Regions from separate parts of the Homo sapiens genome. Here region 1 is linked to region 2. Evidence: read pairs that join two places in POLR2A ChIA-PET (ENCODE). Cell type or tissue: Panc1. All regions are shown on one strand. Each heading gives the region's core, and the rest is flanking DNA. Links, peaks and the distances in the headings are about the cores only. Region 1 has its middle 27 kb from the start of PLP1. Region 2 holds the start of TCEAL4 (transcription elongation factor A like 4).

What was found. ChIA-PET counts read pairs that join two places held together with the same protein. Peaks named below come from ENCODE experiments on the same cell type or tissue, not always from the same donor. Only the 100,000 strongest peaks of a DNase experiment are listed, where the experiment ranks them.
Region 1: POLR2A ChIA-PET joins it to region 2 with 14 read pairs; 2 of 35 experiments call an interaction of 5 or more read pairs at or near these places.

The regions. Positions count from the first base shown.
Region 1 is chrX:103,798,977-103,809,201 of GRCh38, reverse strand. It overlaps a transcript of RAB9B not described here. Among named protein-coding and RNA genes, the nearest start is that of PLP1, 27 kb to the right of the region's middle. RefSeq lists an enhancer at 1,226-2,425. In Panc1, for the core only: no CTCF peak of the experiment used is centred there; no DNase peak of the experiment used is centred there.
Region 2 is chrX:103,581,338-103,591,562 of GRCh38, reverse strand. It overlaps TCEAL4 (transcription elongation factor A like 4), which reads right to left and starts at 6,048. Exons shown (of 3, transcript NM_001006935.3): 1 at 5,939-6,048; 2 at 5,272-5,344; 3 at 3,834-4,914. The coding sequence starts at 4,887. The coding sequence ends at 4,240. RefSeq lists an enhancer at 5,415-6,128. In Panc1, for the core only: no CTCF peak of the experiment used is centred there; a DNase peak (open chromatin) is centred at 6,101; H3K4me3 peaks cover 2,340 bases; H3K27ac peaks cover 2,262 bases.

The sequences.
Region 1 (10,225 bases), core at 4,689-7,188, 220 kb before region 2:
ATTGTTTCCTCACATAACAGAGAGAGAGCGAGAGAGACAGAGAGAGAGAAATCATGCTCTGGTCTCTCCCTTTTCTTATAAGGACACCAATGTCATTGTGAGGACCCCACCCTCATGACCTCATCTAAACCTAATTACCTCCCAAAGATCCCCTTCTCCAAATACCATCCTATAAGGGGTTAGAGCTTCAACATATGAATTTCACTAGCATTCATTCCATAACAACCATTAATAGGCTTGAAAGGTGACAAAGAAAGGGCCTGGGCCCCTTCTTCATGGGTCCTAGTCTCTAGGCAGAATATGAAGTCAATCCCAACATGTACAGCAAACAGGAAAGCCAAGCTAGCCAGGTCTTGGGCAAGAAGCCACAGGCAAAGGTGCATTTCCAGCCAGTTAGCTGGATCCCCGAAGCCCAGGGGGAAGGGGGCCCTGTTTCTTACTGACCCTCTTGCCCTGGCCCCAGCTCACCTGGCCTCTGGCTCCCCAGCCTTCCTGTCTCCCTGAGAGTGGGCCCTCAGAGTTTCTCTTACAGCTGCTGTGTACAGAATCATGAGAAGGTGGCTTCTAAAGCTCAGGAGCACTGGGCTCCAAGGCAGTGTTTTCAAGGGTGCAGAGAAAACGAGGGGTGGGTCATGTGCCTTTGCATGGCATCACGTGTGATGTGTATCGATCTAAACATATTCTGAAGGGATGGCTCAGGCTACCTGCAAACAGCCTCTTCTGGGAGACGATATGGCCAGAATGTCACATTCCTTCCAGAAAGACAGACCTGACAGTTTACGGCTCAACAAACCAAGTTCTGGAGAACGAGGCTCTCTGATGAGAGACCAGTAGCTGACATTTATTGGGTGTTTATTAAGGCCATGTGCTGAGTGCTTTATGTGCATTTTCAACAATCGTCTGAGGTAGGTACTGTTGTTGCCCCCATTTTACAGATGAGGAGACTAAGGCTTTGTCAAGCTAAATGGTTTTTCAAGGTTACATATCTTGGAAGAAACAGAGGCCTGCAGCCTGGCAGCAGAGCCCATGGTCTTCATGGCATCAGCATGTGTGTTGCCTTCTGTGTACTAGCAAACAAAGACTCAAAGAGAAGGCAGGCAATATCCCTGGGGTCACACAGCCAGTTAATACCAGAGCTAGAACTAGAAATGCAGTCTTCTCTCCCCCACTCTGGCTCTCCTCCTGACATGGCCTCAGTCACTCAAGGTACAATAGGGATAACTCGTCCCATTTTACACAGCTGAGGTCTCTTCCATCCCATGACTGGATTTTCTATGACTGCTCAGTGCTCAGAAGATTCCAGGACTGGGAATCAATGGTGGAAACAGGCCTCTGGGTTTGACCACAGCTGTGGAGAAAGATGACAGCCCAGATGAGCACCATGGTCACCCCAGGGCCATGAGTCTCTAGAGGTGCCATTCAGCTTCCCAAGTCCCTGGGTTTTGGGGACTCCCTGTCACAGCCCTTTGGGGGAGCCTCCCACCCCTGCCACTGCATCTCTTCCTCCCCTTGGCTTCTCTCTGTCTAGTTGTGAGGGCTGGGCTGAGTAGGTCACTCCCAACCAGGGCTTTTAATGAGAAGTTTTGCCATACCAAGGCAGCAAAGATGAATAATTCAGTGAAGAAGCCCAGGGAATGTTATTCTTTCAGAGAAGAGTCCCTTGACAGTGGGAAAGGCAGGGAGGGTCTGCTTCTTATTATGGGAGGAGTGGGGGCTGGGGTGACAGCAGTAGAGAGAGGTGAAGAGGAGGAAAGCCCCACAGAAATCACTGACTGTGCTTGCTTTCAGTAAAAAGTTTTAAACAGAAAAGTGATTGGAGATCAGAATTGCCTTTTTAAAGAGTAGTCTGACGGCAGTGAGGAGATAGATCAGACTTGGGGCTAGAAGAGGGGTAGGAGGAGCAGAGATGAGGCTGTTTCAATCATTCAGGTTTCAGTTATAATAAGAGGAAAAAGGTAGGACTGACAGAACTAGGTATGACTCATGAAGGAAGAGTCTAGAATGATTCTTTGGTTTCTGAGCACTTCAAAGCAAACTCTCATTTGTTCATTTCTCTCTTAAAATATCTCGTTTTAGGAGTGTTTGGAACATCAAAGAGTAAAATGCAACCATGAGCTGCTCTTCCCACCAGCATGGAATCTAGTGACAGCCTATGTCCTGGCATGTGGAAGATAAGGCAGGCTTTGGGCCACGAGGACCGCCCCCTCCCTGCCCCATCTTTTAACTTTTCCTTCCTCAGGAACTTATTTGCTAAGGCCCACATAACTATATTATCAAATAGTCAATGTTTTTCCATCTTAGCCTTGAGACTAACATGAAGAGATCTGGTTAAATCTCTTCTGCGGTCTGAGTACATTCTTTTATCACCTTGGGTAAACAAGTTGAACAACCTTCAAAAATCTATCCCATATATGCACCTAACAATAGAGCCTCAAAATACATAATGCAAAAAGCTGATAGAATGGAAGGGAGAAATGGACAATTCAACAATAATAATAGTTAAAGACTTCAATATCTTACTTGAAATAATGAGTAGAAAAACTAGGCAACTAAACAACTAAGAAAGGACTTGAATAACACTATATACCAACCAGACCTAACAGGCATCTACAGAAAACTCTACCCCCAAACAGCAGTATACATATTCTTCTCCAGTGCAGAATGAACATTCTCCAGGATAGATTATATGTTAAGCCATAACAAAAGTCTCAATAAACTTTAAAAGATTTACATTATCTAAAGAATATTCTCTGATCATGGTACAACGAAATTAGAAATCAACAACTGAAGGAAATTTGGGAAATTCACAAATATGTGGAAATTAACACCCACCTAAATAACCAATAGATAAAAGGATAAATCACATGAAAAATTAGAAAATACCTTGAGATGAATAAAAATGAAATTACAACCTGACTAAACTTACCGGATACAGGAAAAGCAGTGCTTAGAGGAAATTTATACTGTATCTGTAAGTACCTATATTTAAAAGGAAGAAAGATCTCAAATCAATAACCAACTTTTCATCTTAAAACTAGGAAAAGAAGAGTAAACTAAATCCAAAGCAAGCAGAAAGAAGTAAATAACAAAGATTAGAGCTGGGTGCAGTGAGTCACACTTGTAATCCCAGCTACTTGGGAGGCTAAGGTGAAAAAATCACTTGAGTCCAGAAGTTCAAGGTTTCAGTGAGCTCTGATTGCACCATTGTACTCTAGCCTGGGTGACAGAGTGAGACCCTGTTTCTCAAAAGCAATCAAACAAAAAGATTAGAGGTAAACAAATGAAATAGAGAATAGAAAAGCAATAGAGAAAATCAACAAAATCAAAAGTTGGTTCTTTGAAAAGATCAACAAAATTTAGCTAGACCTACCAAGAAAAGAGACAAGAGTTGACTTACAAAAATCAGAAATAAAGTATCACCTTAAAGAATTTTTTTAATTATAAAGAAAATTATTTTTAAAAAAACCTAGTAAACAAATTAAATAATTTAAATGAAATAAACACATTTCTAGAAAGGCACACACTGCCAAGCCTGACTGAAGAAGAAACAGAAAATTTTAGAGATTAAATTAATAATGAGAAAAACCTCCCACAAAGTCCAGGACCAGACAGCTTAACTGGTGAATTCCACCAGGCTTTTACACCAGTTCTTCACAAATTCTTCCAAAAATAGAGGGAACATTTCCCAACTCATTCTATGAGACCATTACTCTCCTGATACCAAAGCCAGGTAAAAGAGAAAACGAGAAAAGAAAAATACAGACCAACAACCTTCACAAATATAGATGCAAACATCCTCAATAAAGTAGTAGAAAACTGAGTCAGGCAACATATAAAAAGGATCATACACCATGACCAACTAGGACTTATCCCAGAAATGCAAACCTGGTTCACATATGAAAGCCAGTCAATAGAATACACCATATTATTAGAATAAGGGTAAAAAATGTATCATCATCTTAATAGATGACAAAATTGAACACCCTTTCTTGATAAAAGAAAACACTCAACAGACTAGGAATACAGGGAATTTCCTTAACCTCATAAAGGGCACTTATGAAAAATCTGCAGTTAACATTCTACTTAATGGGGAAAGACTGCAAGCTTTCCTTCTATGATCAAGAAAAAGACAAGATGTTCACTCTTTCCACTTTTATTTAACATTGTAATGGAAGTTCTAACCAGGTCAATTAGGCAGAAGCAATATACAAGAGGCCTCCAAAGTGGAAAGGAAGATGTAAGATAATCTCTATTCACAGATGATGTGATTTTATATATTAAAAAATTGTAAAGAAGCCCCAAAAATCTATTAGAGCTAATAAATGAGTTCAGCGGGACACAAGATCAACACACAAAAATCAGTCATATTTCTATACACTAGCAATAAGCAATCCAAAAAGAAAATTAAAAATATAATTTCATTTATAATAGCATCAAAAATACTTAGAAAAAAATTGACAAAAAAGTGCAAGAGTTGTACACAGAAAATGACAAAACTTCATTGAAATAAGTTAAACAAGACCTAAATAAACGGAAAGGTGTTCTGTTTTCATGAATTGAAAGGCTCAATATTGTTAAGGTGGCAATATTCCCCAAATTGATCTATAGAATCAATATAATCCCTGGCAAAATCCAAGCTGTTTTGTTTTGTCTTGTTTTGTTTGCAAAAACTGACAAGCTGATGCTGAAATTGATGTTGAAATTGATATGGAAGTGCAAAGAGCTCAGAATAGCTAATACAAACTCGGAAAAGAATAAAGTTGGAGGACTCACATTTGTTGATTTCAAAACTTACTACAAAACTACAGTAATCAAGACAGTGTAATAATGACATAATAATAGACACATAGGTCAATGGGATAGAATTGAGAACCAAGAAATAAACCCTTACATTTATGATGAATCTATTTTCAAAAAGACTGCCAGGATAATTTAATGGGGGAAAGAATAATCTTTTCAACAAATGTGCTGGGATGCCTGAATATCCACATGGAAAACAATGAAATTGGACTCCTGCCTCACAGTATAAACAAAAATTAACTCAAAATGAATTATAGATGTAAAGGTAAGTGTTAAAACTATAAAACTCTTAGAAGAAAACATAGGTAAAAATCTGTGTGACCTTAGATTAGGCAATGATTTCTTAGATATGATAGCAAAAACAAGAGCGACAAAAGAAAAAATAGATAAATTTGACTTCATCTAAGTTAAATACTTTTTTGCTTCAAAGCCACCATCAAGAAAGTTAAGACAACACAAAGAATGGGAGAAAATATTTGAAAATCATGTATCTGACAAGGAACTGGTAGCTAAAATATGTAAAGTAGGCCAAACGCGGTGGCTCACGCCTGTAATCCCAGCACTTTGGGAGTCTGAGGCGGGTGGATCACGAGATGAGGAGATGGAGGCCATCCTGGCCAACATGGTAAAACTCCGTCTCTACTAAAAATACAAAAATTAGCTGGCCTGATGGCATGTGCATGTAATCCCATCTACTCAGGAAGCTGAGGCAGGAGAATTACCTGAACCAGGGAGTCGGAGGCTGCAGTGAGCTGAGATCATGCCACTGCACTCCAGCCTGGGCGACAGAGCGAGACTCAGTCTCAAAAATAAATAAGTAAATAAAAATATGTAAAGTACTCATAACACAATAATAGACAAATAATTTTAAAATTGGCAAAATATCTCATAGACATTTCTCTAAAGATATACAAATGGACCATAAGTACATGAAAAGATGTTTAACATCATTAGTCATCAGGGAAATGCAAAACAAAACCATAATGAGATTTCACTTCATACCCAGTAGGATGGCTATAATTAAAAAGCCAGATAATAACAAGTGTTGACAAGGATGTGGAGAAATTACAACCTTCATACATTGTTATTGGAAATGTAGAATGTTGCAGCCACTATGGAAAACAGTCTGACAGTTCCTCAAAAAGTTAAACATAAAATTATCATATGTCTCAGCAATTCTACTCCTAGGCATAAATCCATTAGAATTGAAAACATATGTTCACACAAAAACTTGTACAGGAATGTTTGTTGCAGCACTATTATAACAGCAAAGAAACAGATAAACCCCAAATGCTCATTAACTGAAGAATAGATAAACAAAATGTGTCATACCCATGCAATCGAATATATATTATTCAGCAATTGAAATATATATTATTTGACAATAAAATGGAACAAAGTACTGATACATGCTACAACATGAATGAACCTCAAAAATATTATGTTAAAGGAAGTAAGCCAGTCACAAAAGACCACATAGTATATGATGCTATTTATATGAACTGCCCAGAACAGACAAATCCACAGAGACAGAAGGTGGATTAGTGATTGCCTAGTGTTGGGGGTGTGAGGGTGAAAGAATAGGGAAACATTGCTAGTGGGTATGGATCTTCATTTGGGGGTGATGAAAATGTTCTAAGATTGGTTGTGGTCATAGTTGCACAACTCTGTGAGCATACTATTAATAAAACTCATTGGATTGCACACTTTAAATGGGTCAATTGTATATGAATTATATAACCATAAAGTTGTAAAAAAGTAACCTATCATACACTGATAGCTGGTGATATGAGTTTATTTTCACATGTAACTGCAAAGAAAAGCAGAGGCAAAGAATAACCTAGTCATTTCCCAGTAAAGCAAAGGCTACATCAAGGTTCATTCCTATGTAGCCACTTCCTAAACTGTAGTCCTGCTTACCCTTAATATGTATCAGAAACTCTATGTATCCAACTAGAAAAATTATCAGTGCCCTCAAGAGCAAAGGATGCCATTCCAGGTCAATCATTTGTTTGTTTAATTTGAACCTCAGGTGGCTGAGAATTGAGTTGATCGTATTTCTGAGTTCTTAGTATATTTTCATTATCATTTCAGGCAAGGTCCCTCTCTCTCTATCTTCACCCCCGCCTCTCTCTCTCTCTCTCTCTCTGTCTCTCTCCCTTTTTTTCTCTCTCTCTCTCTGTCTCTCTCTCTCTTTCTCTCTCTCTCTCTCTTTCTTCTTCTATCATCCCTACCCCTATTTTCCTCTCTCACCTCAGGCACCCACTTCGATCCATTTAATATTGTCCTTAAACATGCTGGTATCTTCGTAAGTTATCCACTGGTGTTTATGTATTATGTACTTTTTAACTGTTAATTTCTTGATAAAATTTGTTCTGTATTTAGTGGTTACATAAGTTGCACAGTGGCATTGACTCCCCTCATGGTAGAGACTAGGTGTTCCAAGTTCTGATTAGCCTGTTCTGGCCCTCAGTGTTCTGTTCTCATTAATCTCATTTTGTCCTTGACATGCCCCTCTCCCAGGACAACAAACAGGAAAGTTTGTTATATAAAATGTTTTCTTTCATTTTAAAGACTTCCTCCCCTGTGATAGGATGTATCCCTGTGCTGGGAGAACCATAGAGCAGTGGTTAAGTAAAGAGACTCTGGAATGTGACTACCTAAGTTTAAAACATAGTTCTACCACTTACCAGCCTGTAACTTTGGGTAACGCAGTTAACCTATCTGTGCCTCAGTTGCTTCATCTTTAAAATTAGAATGATGATAATAATAGTGCTCATCTCTGGACTGTTATGAGGCTTTTATGAGTTAATATCTGCAAAGTACAAACAACAATGCTGGTACATAATCAAAGTCATATTGTTTGCCATTGTTAGATTCCCAGGTTGTCAGTTCCAGGATCTCAGGATCTTCTGGTGAAACAATAATTTATTCACACTCAGTAAGGTGGACAGAGTGCAGATGCTAGGCCCAATGACAAACAAACCTAGAGAACATCAGGCCGTGGTCTTTAGGAGGCCTGTCACCACTTGGCAGGAACAGTATACCTGGGAAAGTGGTGGGACCAAATGATAGGAGCCTAGGAGCCACACTCCTAGGAGGGGATTGGAGCAATAAGTGTAAAGTGATCTGAAGTGGGGACAACCCTACTATAAATGGTAAACAAGGTGGGTACTCAGACTAGGAGAATGGGGTGCTGGAACACTGTGGAGGAGGGGTCATGAGTGTCCACGGTAACAGGAAACCTAGTCCTGGAGACATCATCATACTCCACTGTAAGCCCAGGAAGACAGAAGGGGAGAGAATGAGGCAGAGCTTACAATGGATCTATGCTTGTTGGTAACCCTGTTTTAAAGCAATAATCCCCAAATACTTTAGAATTGAAAACTATCACTTCTTTTATTTTAGTTTATCTCATTCTTTTTTCCTAAAGGTGTATGGTATATGCATTTAAAATTGAACTGCATTAAAGTCTTATTTGTATCATTTTCCTAATACTCTTTGAAACAATTGGAGTTGTCCCAGCATGTTGAAAACAGCCCTGGAAATGAGCTACCCTAGGCTTTTACTGTGGGGAAAAAAGATAGTGAACGATATCAAAAGCCTTTCTTACCTGTGAAGGTAAAAGCTTTTGACATGGAGCCATTTCAAGTCAAATTTATACCTATTTCTCCAAGTTTTTGCCAGACAAGGTCTCTCACGCAGATACATTAAAATGAGTAAAGAGCTTAGAGTTCTTATTAGGGCTGGAGTATACAGATCTGATTGAGAGAAGATGTTAATTCACCATACTTGAATCCATCTATTAACTTACTGACAAAACCACATCTAAGTCCAGTGTTTTACGGTTTTCTGAATTCTAGAGTTTGAAATGAGGGTGAGGGAAGAAGAGACCTAGAACTGTTTTCTTTCTTCTTTCAATTCTGACCACCTTTCACACTTCCACAGAAAAGAGAGGGGAAAGAGAAAGAAAAAGAACCCAACAAAGTAAGAGGTGGTTTTGGAAACTTCACTTGGTTTCAACAACTCAGCAAGATTAAATTACTAAAGCAATGAATGTGTTCTGCCCCCCACCCCCACCAAAAGAAATCCAAAACACATCAGGAATCATAATAACAGTCTGCTCTTACTTCAACACTCAAATAAAGCACAACTAGTTTTGATACTAGACTGTAGAGAAATATGTCCCCTGTAGCCTTCTGGATAAATATAGTATAATGAATGACACCCACAAAAACATGACCATAGTAAACATAGCCACTGTTGCATAGGACGGCTTTTAAAAAATGGTCCTTAATACAGGTCACTGACATCACAAAACAGAGCAATTTAGTAAAAATAATTCCAAGATGGCCACTGTGAAGCAATTCAAGTATTATGTTGCTACCTATTGGTCTGGCATAAATCAGGAAGATGTTTTAGACTCTAAAGTAGAGCAATCCCCAAGCTTTGTCCTCTGTCCTCTTGGGGGTAGAGTAGAAAATGCAGGTGTTGCTGCAAGGAGTCCCCCGCCCCGCATCCATCTGAACACCAAGGATTGTCAGTAAAATGAATGAATGATATGTCTTCATCTGTGTGGACATCAATAGAATACAAACTCATTTTAAAATGTTACTCAATATTGATCATTACTGAAGCTGAGTAATGGTTGCATGAGGCTCTTTGCATTTAGGGACTCTCTTTACTTTTGTGTATGTTTGAAATTTTCTGTAAGAAAAAATTTTAAAACAGCGTTATTGAATTGGTTGTATATTTTAAATGTTTTCTCAACCAATGGGTAATTCCCTCCACCTGTTATGGTAGAGGCCTGAAAAACTTATCACCTTAGAAAGAGATTTCCACCCTCAAAATGTTTTGGAGAAACTTCTACACAGTATGACCTCTAATGTGAGATGTGTGTGCACTCTGTGGTGATTGCAACATGATTCATTTGAACTAGTATTTGTACTAATTTTTAATCTTAAAATAAGAATAAAGTTTTATTAATATCTAATATCAATAAATATTAAAAAGATTGACTCTGGTGTTCTCACTCTGCTGATTTGTCAAGGAAATATGCCTTTTTAACAATCAGTGAGAAAGTAAGTGCCTTTCAAAGGAAATATGCCATACAGAGAGAATTTGAAAACAGATATGCGGAGATACCTTCATCAGCTTGTGACTTTGCTGCTGAAAACTATGTGTGTCACTTCTTTTCCCTATATATATATATAAATTTGAGCAGATTTGCTGTGTGTAATTATATAAAATGTATTAAAATATATATATTAAACATATGCTTTAAATATTGACATTATATTCATGTACTGCTGTTCTAATATACACATATAAGGCATGAAAAACAGAACACTTAAAAGTATAAAATTATATATATATATATTTAAAGTAACAGGGCATGTTTAACTTGCCTAAAACAACCTACTCT
Region 2 (10,225 bases), core at 4,576-7,075:
CTATGATTCAGTATAGGTTCATCTGTACCTAGTTGTTATTAATAAACATTTAATTACTTTGCAAAATATTTTGAACTAAATGAAAATATAACATCAAATTTGTGGAAAAATATGATATAGCAAATGATAGAAATCACAAGTATGCTCTCAATAAAATTAAACTAGAAATCAATAACAGAAAGGTAGATGGAAAACTCAAATATCTGGAAATTAAACATACTTTTTTTTTTTTTTTTGAGACAGAGTCTCGCTCTGTTGCCCAGGCTGGAGTGCAATGGCACGATCTCGGCTCACTGCAAGCTCTGCCTCCCAGGTTCACACCATTCTCCTGCCTCAGCCTCCTGAGTAGCTGGGACTACAGGCGCCTGCCACCGCACCTGGCTAATTTTTTATATTTTTAGTGGAGACGAGGTTTCACCGTGTTAGCCAGGATGGTCTCCATCTCCCGACCTCGTGATCCACCCGCCTCGGCCTCCCAAAGTGCTGGGATTACAGGCGTGAGCCACCGCACCCGGCCTGGAAGTTAAACATACTTCTAAATAACACAATTCAAAGAAGAATCCTCAAGAGAAATGTAAAAGTATTTTGAAGTAAATGAAAATACAACATACCAAATTTGTGGGATTCCCTAAAGCAGTGCTTAGGGGAAAATTTCTAGCTTAAACGCATATATGAGAAAGGAAAAATCTACAATCAATAATCTAAGCTTTCAAATTAGGAAACTAGAGAAAGAGAAGTAATTTAAGCCTAGAGCAAACAAAAGATATAGTAAAAATTAGAGAAGAAATAAATGAACCTGAAAACAGGAAAACAACAGAGGAAATCAATGAAACCACAAGCTGGTTCTTCAAAAAGCGTAAATAAAATTGACAGATTACTTGCCAAGCTAACCAAGAACAAAGACAGACGACAAATTAACAATATCAGAAATGAGGCCAAGCGTTGTGGCTCATACCTCTAATCTCAGCACTTTGGGAGGCTGAGGCTGGAGGATCGCTTTGGCTCAGGTGTTTGAGACCAGCCTGGGCAACATAGCTCTACAAAAAATTTAAAAAAAGAAATGAAGGTGGAGTTATCATTATTGATCCCATGGACATTAAGAAGTTAATATGAACAACTCTATGCCTACAAATTTGTTAATATAGATGAAATGTACCAATTCTACAAAATAAATTTTTTTAAGGGAAATAAAACATATACAGATGGGAAAGGAAGAAATAAACTGTCTTTATCTGCAGTTGACATGGCTGCCAAAGAACTGACAAATGCCTGGTGCAAAGTCCCAGCATACAAGATTAATATACAAAAGTCAGTTGCTTTCCTATATACTAGTAATGAACAATTAGAACTTGAAATGTAAAAGTACCATTTACAATAGCAGTCCCCAAATGCAGAATGTGAGAAAAGAATTTTAATGTATCACAAATGTATGAAACAATCTCACTGAAAGGGATGGGGGAATAAGGTACTGACATAGGTAAATTTGGAAATGAGTGGAGTCTGTAAGACCAAAGGCAAAAGGAACTGTACATAGCACTCTACTCCAGTTGATAAAGTTGTTTTCCACAGGGGCACAGGTTTACAATTTTGAAGCCACTATATATTTATATAATTAATAAACAATTAGTAAAATGGATGGCAGATAGTAGGAGACAGGTTTCTCACAGTTGGAGTAGAAGGTTACAAATAAGCAAGGGGAGGCTAGAATGATCCATGCAGTAATAGACTGTAGTTGGAGACACTAGTATAAATTTATGTTTAGCCTTATATAAATACAGATGGTTATATACAGAAATATTTATATTTCCATAAATACTTTATATATGTATGGGTATTATATACACATATATCTTTTTGCTATGTCAACTGAGAGGGCCTAGAAGCAATTATATTTCAGCAGCAATCAGTATGTCTAGCACCCAGATCTTGTTTTTCTAACACCATTCTCCAACATAAGATACCAGGGCTACTTGGAGAAATGGCTAATTCTAGGACTTGGGCAATATGAAAGATAAAGCTATAGCATCTTGTAGTGCCAGAATGTAAGTAAATACTAAAAAAAAAAAAAAACCCTCTACAACATAACAATGGAAGCGTGTCAAATGAATACAGGAGCCAACTGAAAGCTCCCAATGACCAAAGCTGGAACAATTTGAGCAAAAACATGTAAAGTAGTATTGCGTTAATCCAAAGTATAAAATAGTCATGAGTCTACATTGATACAAATAAACTGAATATATAAATAAGTGGGGAATAAGAGTCAAATATCCTCTGCAGAAGGATTCCAAATAATTTTTGTCAATACTCTGCCTTCAAGGAGGTAATAATGCCCTACTCCTTAAGTGTGGGCTGCCAATAGTGACTTTATTCCAAAGAATACAGTATGGAAAGGGAAAAATAAAACTTAACCTTGGAGAAACCTGACAAACACTACTTCAGTCAGGTTACCAAGGATAAGAACAGTGGTAAATATATTGATGGTATGTCCCCTTTATATGATGAGAATGGCATTTTACCTCTGGTCTTCTTCCCAAAACACATAATGCCTGTGTAATCACAAGACAAGCAAACCCAAGTTTTGGGACATTATACAAAATACCTGACCAATACTTCGTAGAAGTGTCAAGGTCATCAAAAACAGGCAAAGTCTGAAAAACTCTCACAGCTAAGTGGAGCCTATGGAGACATGACGACTAAATGTAACCTGAATGGGATCCTGGAACAGAAAAAGGACATTAAGGGAAATCCAAATAAAGTACGTACTTTAGTTAATAATAATGTATCAATATTGGTTAACAGTGACAAATGTACCATACTAATGTAAGATGTTAATAATAGGGGACAGTGCATATGGGATACTCTGTACTATCTTTGCAATAATTGTGTAGATCTAAAACCATCCTAAAAGTTTATTAAAAAAAAATACTGTAAGGAAATAAAAAGCTACTCAAGAGCCAGGGGGAAAAAATCACATAGGTAGATGGGTCTGTTGAAATAGTAAAGCAGGGCTTAACAGAAATTTCCTGGGAGACAATTCCTAAGAAAAAAGTGTTAGCAGACTAGAGATTAACAAATGAGAATAGCACACCATCTCGTCACTCAGCTTTTCCTCCTGGCTCAATCTCCACTATCTAAATCCGGTGGAAACGGCTATATGCAAAAATATACACAAATCAACAAAAAACATGGAAAGCAGTGTTTTGTAAAAACTTCATAAAACATCAAGGCCCAAGTGACAATTGGGTACTAACAACCTGAGTTAGGATAATTCTATTGTAGGTAGAGAGGGAATTCTCCACTTTTCTGTTGGGACAGTGTTGCTTAGTCCATCATGGTCTTCAGCCCACCAGCAGCAGCTGGGGCCTTAGGAGGGTGCAGGATCCATGAGAAGGGGCACACTACCTTTCAAGTATGGCATTACCCAGGAAGAGTGGCACCCATCTCTCAGCTGTCTGGACTTATTTCTGGGCACAGGTGAGACCCTCCTTCAGCCCTTCCCAAGTATCTGACTGGGCACTGGTTCTGCTAGTGCAAGGGGAGAGAGTAGGAGCCAGCCTAACACAGCTCACACACTCAATACCTCATTTGATCTTCTCCACATGTCTAGGCTAATTTTATCCCCATTTCACAGATGTCAAGGCTGTCCCTTACAGCAATGGCTCTGTAATAACCATCGAGTTGACTCCTCCAGCTTCCAGTCCCAGAGGTAATGCAACTTTTACCTATCATTTTATGTCCTCACAAGAATTTTAAGTATATCCACTGTCTTTATAAGTTCACTGGGCAGTTCATTTGAATGCTTATTCAAATGAATGAAATTCAAATATTCACTGTTTTCCAATACTTTATATTTTATTATTTTTATGACTAAAGAAATCTGTTTTTAGGAGAAAAATGGACAGATGAACAAAAAAGAACAGAAAAAATCACCCAGAGATAACCACTGTTAATCTTTTAGTGGACACAGCTTTCAGAATTGTTTTCTATACTATATTACTAGGTAAGTATCTTTGTAGTTTTACAAAAATGTACTGATGCCATATATTTGGTTCTGCAAGTTGTGTTTTTTAATTTTACAATGCACCATCAACATTTTTTCCATGTAACAGATGAACATTTCCTACTGAGAACACTGCATTGCAGATAGGTCAAAAGGCTGCTAGCAACAGGAGGGATGCCTAAAGTAAAGTATTACCGTAACGTTAAAGCACATGGCCTGGTAAATGCCTGCCAGGGACACTACACATAAGGAATGTCTTCAATGTCCCTTCGTGGGGCCCTGCAGCCACCCCTGAATTCCCTTGGACCTCTAGGGTAGAAGGGGTCCTGTAAATTTCTTTGCATCCACAAAAACGCCCCCAATTTCTGTTTGCTTTTTCTCTTCTCATCCTGCACCTTAGCCATATTGTCAAATTCTCTTATCATGTCCTCATTGCTGAAATTCATATCATGTATGGCCTCTTTATACTCCTTGAGGTAATGAGCCAGCCCCTTATTAGTTTTTCTTTTGGCTTTCCTGGGTACATCATCCTCAGCTGGGCGCTTTCCTGCAGCCCTTGTTTCACTCCCTGGCTCTCCTTCACTCTCTGGCTTTCCCTCTATCTCTGGTTTTCCCTCTCTCTCTGATCCTCCCTCCATCTCTGACTCTCCCTCCCTCTCTGACTTTCCTTCTTTTGCCTCTCCCTCACTCTCTGGCTTTCCTTTATCCTTTAACATTTCCTCATCTCCTGTTTTGCCCTTGTTTTCTGTCTTTCCCTCGTTTTCTAACTTCTTGTCTTCCAGAGTACAAGTTACTTCTGGCTTTCTCTCGTCTTGTGGCTGTTCTTCATTTTCCATCTTTCCTTGGTTTGAAGCCATTCCTTCATTTTCACTGTAGAGTTTTTCCATGTCGAGATTTCCCCTCCTTTTCCTGTCCTGGGGGATGGGGGTGGAGGAAAGAGGAGACAAAGAGGAGACATGGGAGACTGAGTGCATGGGGTGGAATGCAGGTCTGGATAGTACTTGCATCTCACCCCTGATGAGGGTTCCCCTAAGCTGGCCAGGCCTCCAAGAGGGCCTTCTGCCCACCACGTAGCCCGCCACTCCTCCCACACACGTGAGCCAGCCATTGCCTGACAGGCTCTGCCACTTTCTCTGCACTGGTTCAGCCTGGTAAGGTGTGTGTTCATGTGGGTGGGGGAATGGGAAAGGCCCCAATTCGGCCCTGGCCGGGCCCTCCACACTCTCAACCCTTGTGGGCCCCTGTCCATGCAGCCCCGTACTTTCACGGACCTGCGGGGATTCTGGACAGGTTGCTCCTCCTTTTCAGGCTTCGCAGAGCGCTGGGAACAACAGACGCGCAGACCTGCAGACAGACAGGAGACAGGGGCAGGGTCTGCGCGCTCAGCGGGCTCACACGGACGCGGTTCCCTTTCCTGAGTCCAGGCCCTTCTCATCCAACGTTTTCCTCCCCTACCTCCGCCGCACCCCAGCCGCCATTTCTTTCCAGGCCTCGGGCACCAAATCAGGATGCTTTCCAAACTAATTTTGGGTCTCTGTGCCCTTCTTCCTCAGAGGCAACTCTCCTCCCCAGCCTCGCGGTCAACGTTTTTCTCTACGCACGGGAACGGCAGATGGGGTTTACTTCCACTGTCTCACTACTGGGGCGGCCCCAGCCCACCATCTCCGGCTCCAAAATGGACGGAGGGCAGAGAAGAGGATGTGCCTGGAAAGCGAGCATGGATACTTGGGGGTGCTCGCCTTCCTCACCCTCTGCCCACTGCCTACGTGCTCCCCCTCAGCCACCCCTAGCCGTTTTCCCACCGCCATCTCTGTCCACACTCGGGCCAGCTTCCCTCGACTCGACCCGACCCCACCCCCAGCCTTTCCCCCTGCCGTACCCGTTCCCCTTCCGCCATTCCAGTGTTCCGCTGGCAGCGTGGAAGGCCCGCACACTGACCTGGAAGAAGCTGGACCAAGAATTAGGAGCCCAGGAACCGGAGCAGACGAGACCCAGCCGCGGGGACAGAGGGCAGGCACTCGGACCGGTGCCTACATCTGCGCCCGTGCAGATCACGTGAATGCCGCAGCCCAGGAGTTCCACCGCCCCACGCCCCGCCTCCTAGCCAGCCGCTTCCAGCCACCCACCACCTCTCCAGCAGGTACCCTCTTACCTCCCTGGGCCCTTTTGTCCTTTTTTTCTTGTTAAGAAATTAATCAAAGAAAGAATCTTAATGAAAATCACAGTTTTTTTTTTAATGAGTTGGGCGGTCCAGAAGAGGAGTCTTGATAATGTTGCTCTTAAATTCCACTGAAATAACGTAGACCCACCCGATAAAATCGTATGAATGTGAACTTAAGTACTGTATAAAGAATAGAATATTGCCCTTTAGAAAAAACTTAAGAAAAATTTTCCAAAATAAATGAAATTGTCCCTTTTTCCTGACATGTACAAACATAAATTTTCAAATGAATAAAAAATAAAGTTATATTTGAAGCAAAATAAAACAACGATTAATTTATCTTAAGTGAGAAACTGAATATACAATGACCAGACCACATACGAAAATAGAACTGTGACCCACAACCTTTGCTGCAAGCAGCTCAAAAAGCCAAAGTATAGCATCTGCAGAAATGTTCAGGACTTTAATCAATTTGCTAGCCTTTCTGGCCTTTTTAATTTTTTTGACCTGATGACAAACAAGAAAAACCCAAATATGAACCCATATTCAATCACATAGGATGCTTGCCTCTAGTTGGCCTGCCTCTAGCTTCCTCACGTCAACAACATCCAATCAGAGCGTAGCTGAAGTCTTTGTGTTTTTGTTTTCCACTATAAAGCTTTCCCACTCCCCTGCCTGTCTTTGAATCTCTGCCAGACTCAAATGATGGTGGCTTGACTTCCTTGCTATAAAAAAGCTGTGAATAAGTAGCACTTGTTTGTTCTCTTATGGGTAGACTCCGTTTATCTCCACATAAGCTTTTGGTGTGGAAGGCCTTTATAGTCACGTGCCACTTAATAACGGGGATATGTTCTGAGAAATGCATCAGGCAATTTCGTGGTGGTGCGAACATCGTAGAGTGTAGTTATACAAATCTATATGGTATAGCCTACTACACTCCTAGGCTACATACTATAGCCTATCGTATTCTATGCTGTCCGTTGTCGTTGACCAATCGATACGCAGTGTGACTGTACAACAAAGAGACAAATGCTGATAGATTAGATTACATGAAAATTTTTAACAGATTTGTTGAAGGACTGGGGACACATGCACTCTCCCCTGCTCTTATTGAATATGTTGGTGAAATTTTTCTGAAGATCAACTTTGTAAATTATTTAAAAATAAAAATATCGGCCAGGCACGGTGGCTCACACCTGTAATCCCAGCGCTTTGGGAAGCTGAGGCGGGTGGATCACCTGAGGTCAGGAGTTCAAGACCAGCCTGACCAGGATGGTGAAACCCCATCTCTACTAAAAATACCAAAACTAGCTGGGCGTGGTGGTGGGCGCCTGTAATCCCAGCTACTCGGTAGGCTGAGGCAGGAGAATTGCTTGAACCCGAGAGGCAGAGGTTGCAGTGAGCCGAGATCACGCCATTGCACTCCAGTCTGGGCGACAGAGTGAGACTTCGTCTCAAAAAAAAAAATTAATATTTGATCTTTTGTGCCAGTAATTTCACTTCTAATAGTTACCCACAATGATAATTTTCTTTCTTCAACTTTTATTTTAAGCTCAGGGGCACATGTGCAGGATGTGAAGGTTTGTTATGTAGATAAACATGTGCCATGGTGGTTTGCTGTATAGATCATCTCATCACCCAGGTATTAAGCCTGGCAGCCACCAGCTATTCTTCCTTATGCTCTCCCTCCCTGCCCCCAGCAGGCCCCTGTGTGTGTTGTTCCCTGACATGTGTCCATGTGTTCTCATCATTCAGCTCCCAGTGAGAACACATGGTGTTTGGTTTTCTGTTCCTGCATTAGTTTGCTGAGAATAATGGCTTCTAGCTCCATCCATGTGCCTGCAAAAGACATGATCTCATTCCTTTTTATGGCTGCATAGTATTCCATGGTGTATATGTACCACATTTTCTTTATCTAGTCTATCATTGATGGGCATTTCAGTTGATTCCATATCTTTGCTATTGTGATTAGTGCTGCAATGAACATACGGGTGCATGTATCCTTATAACAGAATGATTTATATTCCTTTGGGTATATACCCAGTAATGAGATTGCTCAGTCAAATGATATTTCTGGTTCCAGGTCTTTGAGGAATCGCCACAGTCTTCCACAATGGTTGCTGATTTATACTCCCACCAACAGTGTAAAAGTGTTTCTTTTTCTCTGCAGCCTCACCAGCATCTGTTGTTTTTTGACTTTTTAATAATAGCCATTCTGACTAGCTTAAGATGGTATATCATTGTGGTTATGATTTGCATTTCTCTATCAGTGATGTTGAGGTTTTTTTCACATGTTTTTTGGCCTCATGTATGTCTTCTTTTGAGAAGTGTGTGTTCATGTCTTTGCCTACTTTTTAATGGGCTGTTTTTTTCTTGTAAATTTGTTTAAGCTTCTTGGAGACTGGATATTAGACCTTTGTCAGATGGATAAATTGCAAAAATTTTATCCCGTTCTGTAGGTTGTCTGTTCACTCTGATGAGTTTTGTTTGCTGTGTAGAAGCTCGTTAGTTTAATTAGATCTCATTTGTCAATTGTTGCTTTTGTTGCAATTGCCTGTGCCTATGTCCTGAATGGTATTGCCTAGGATTTTCTAATAGGGTTTTTGTAGTTTTGGGTTTTACATTTAAGTCTTTAATCCATCTTGAGTTAATATTTATATATGGTATAAGGAAGGGGTCCAGTTTCAATTCTCTGCATATTGCTAGCCATTTCTCCCAGCACTATTTATTAAATAGGGAATCCTTTCCCCATTGCTAGTTTTTGTCAGATTTATTGAAGATCAGATAGTTCTAGGTGTGTGGTCTTATTTATGAGTTCTCTATTATGTTCTGTTAGTCTATATGTCTGTTGTTGTACCAGTACCATGCTGTTTTGTTTACTGTAGCCTTGTAGTATAGTTAGAAGTCAGGTAGTGTGATGCCTCCAACTTTGTTCTATTTGCTTAGGATTGTCTTGGCTATTTGGGCTCTTTTTTGGTTCCATATGAGTTTTAAAATAGTTTTTTTCAATTCTGTGAAGAATGTCAATGGTAGTTTAATGGAAATAGCATTGAATCTATAAATTTCTTTGGGCAGTATGGCCATTTTCATGATATTGATTCTTTCTATCCATGAGAATGGAATGTTTTCCATTTGTTTGGGTCCTCACTGAAATCCTCTCTGATTTCCTTTATTAGTGGTTTGTAGTTCTCCTTGAAGAGGTCCTTCACTTCCCTTGTTAGCTATATTCCTAGGAATTTTATTCTTTTTGTAGCAATTGTGAATGGAAGTTCATTTATTATTCAGCTCTCAGCTTGCCTATTGTTGGTATATAGGAATGCTAGCAATATTTGCACATTGATTTTATATCCTGAGACTTTGTTGAAGTTGCTTATCAGCTTAAGAAGCTTTTGGGCTTAGACAATGGCGTTTTCTAGATATAGGAGAATTTCATCTGCAAACAAAGATAATTTGACTACCTCTCTTCCTATTAGAATACCCTTTATTTCTTTCTTTTGCCTGATTGTCCTGGCCAGAACTTCCAATACTATGTTGAATAGGAGTGGTGAGAGAGAGAGCATCCTTGTCTTGTGCTGGTTTTCAAGGGGAATGCCTCCAGCTTTTGCCCATTCAGTCTGATATTGACTGTGGGTTTGTCATATACGGATGTTATTATTTTGAGGTATGTTCTTTCAATATGTAGTTTATTGAGAGTTTTTAACATAAAGGGATACTGAATTTTATCAAAGGGCTTTTCTACATCTATTGCGATAATCATGTGGTTTTTGTCTTTAGTGCTGTTTATATGATTAATCACATTTATTGATTTGCATATGTTTAACCAACCTTGCATCTCGGGGATGAAGCCAACTTGATCGTGATGGATAAGCTTTTTGATGTGTTGCTGGATTTGGTTTGCCAGTATTTTATAGAGGATTTTTGCATCAATGTTCTTCAAAGATATTTGCCTGAAGTTTTCTCTTTTTTGTTGTATCTCTGCTAGGTTTTGGTATTAGGATGATGCTGACCTCTTAATATGAATTAAGGAGGAGTCTTTCCTTTTCAATTTTTTCGGAATAGTTTCA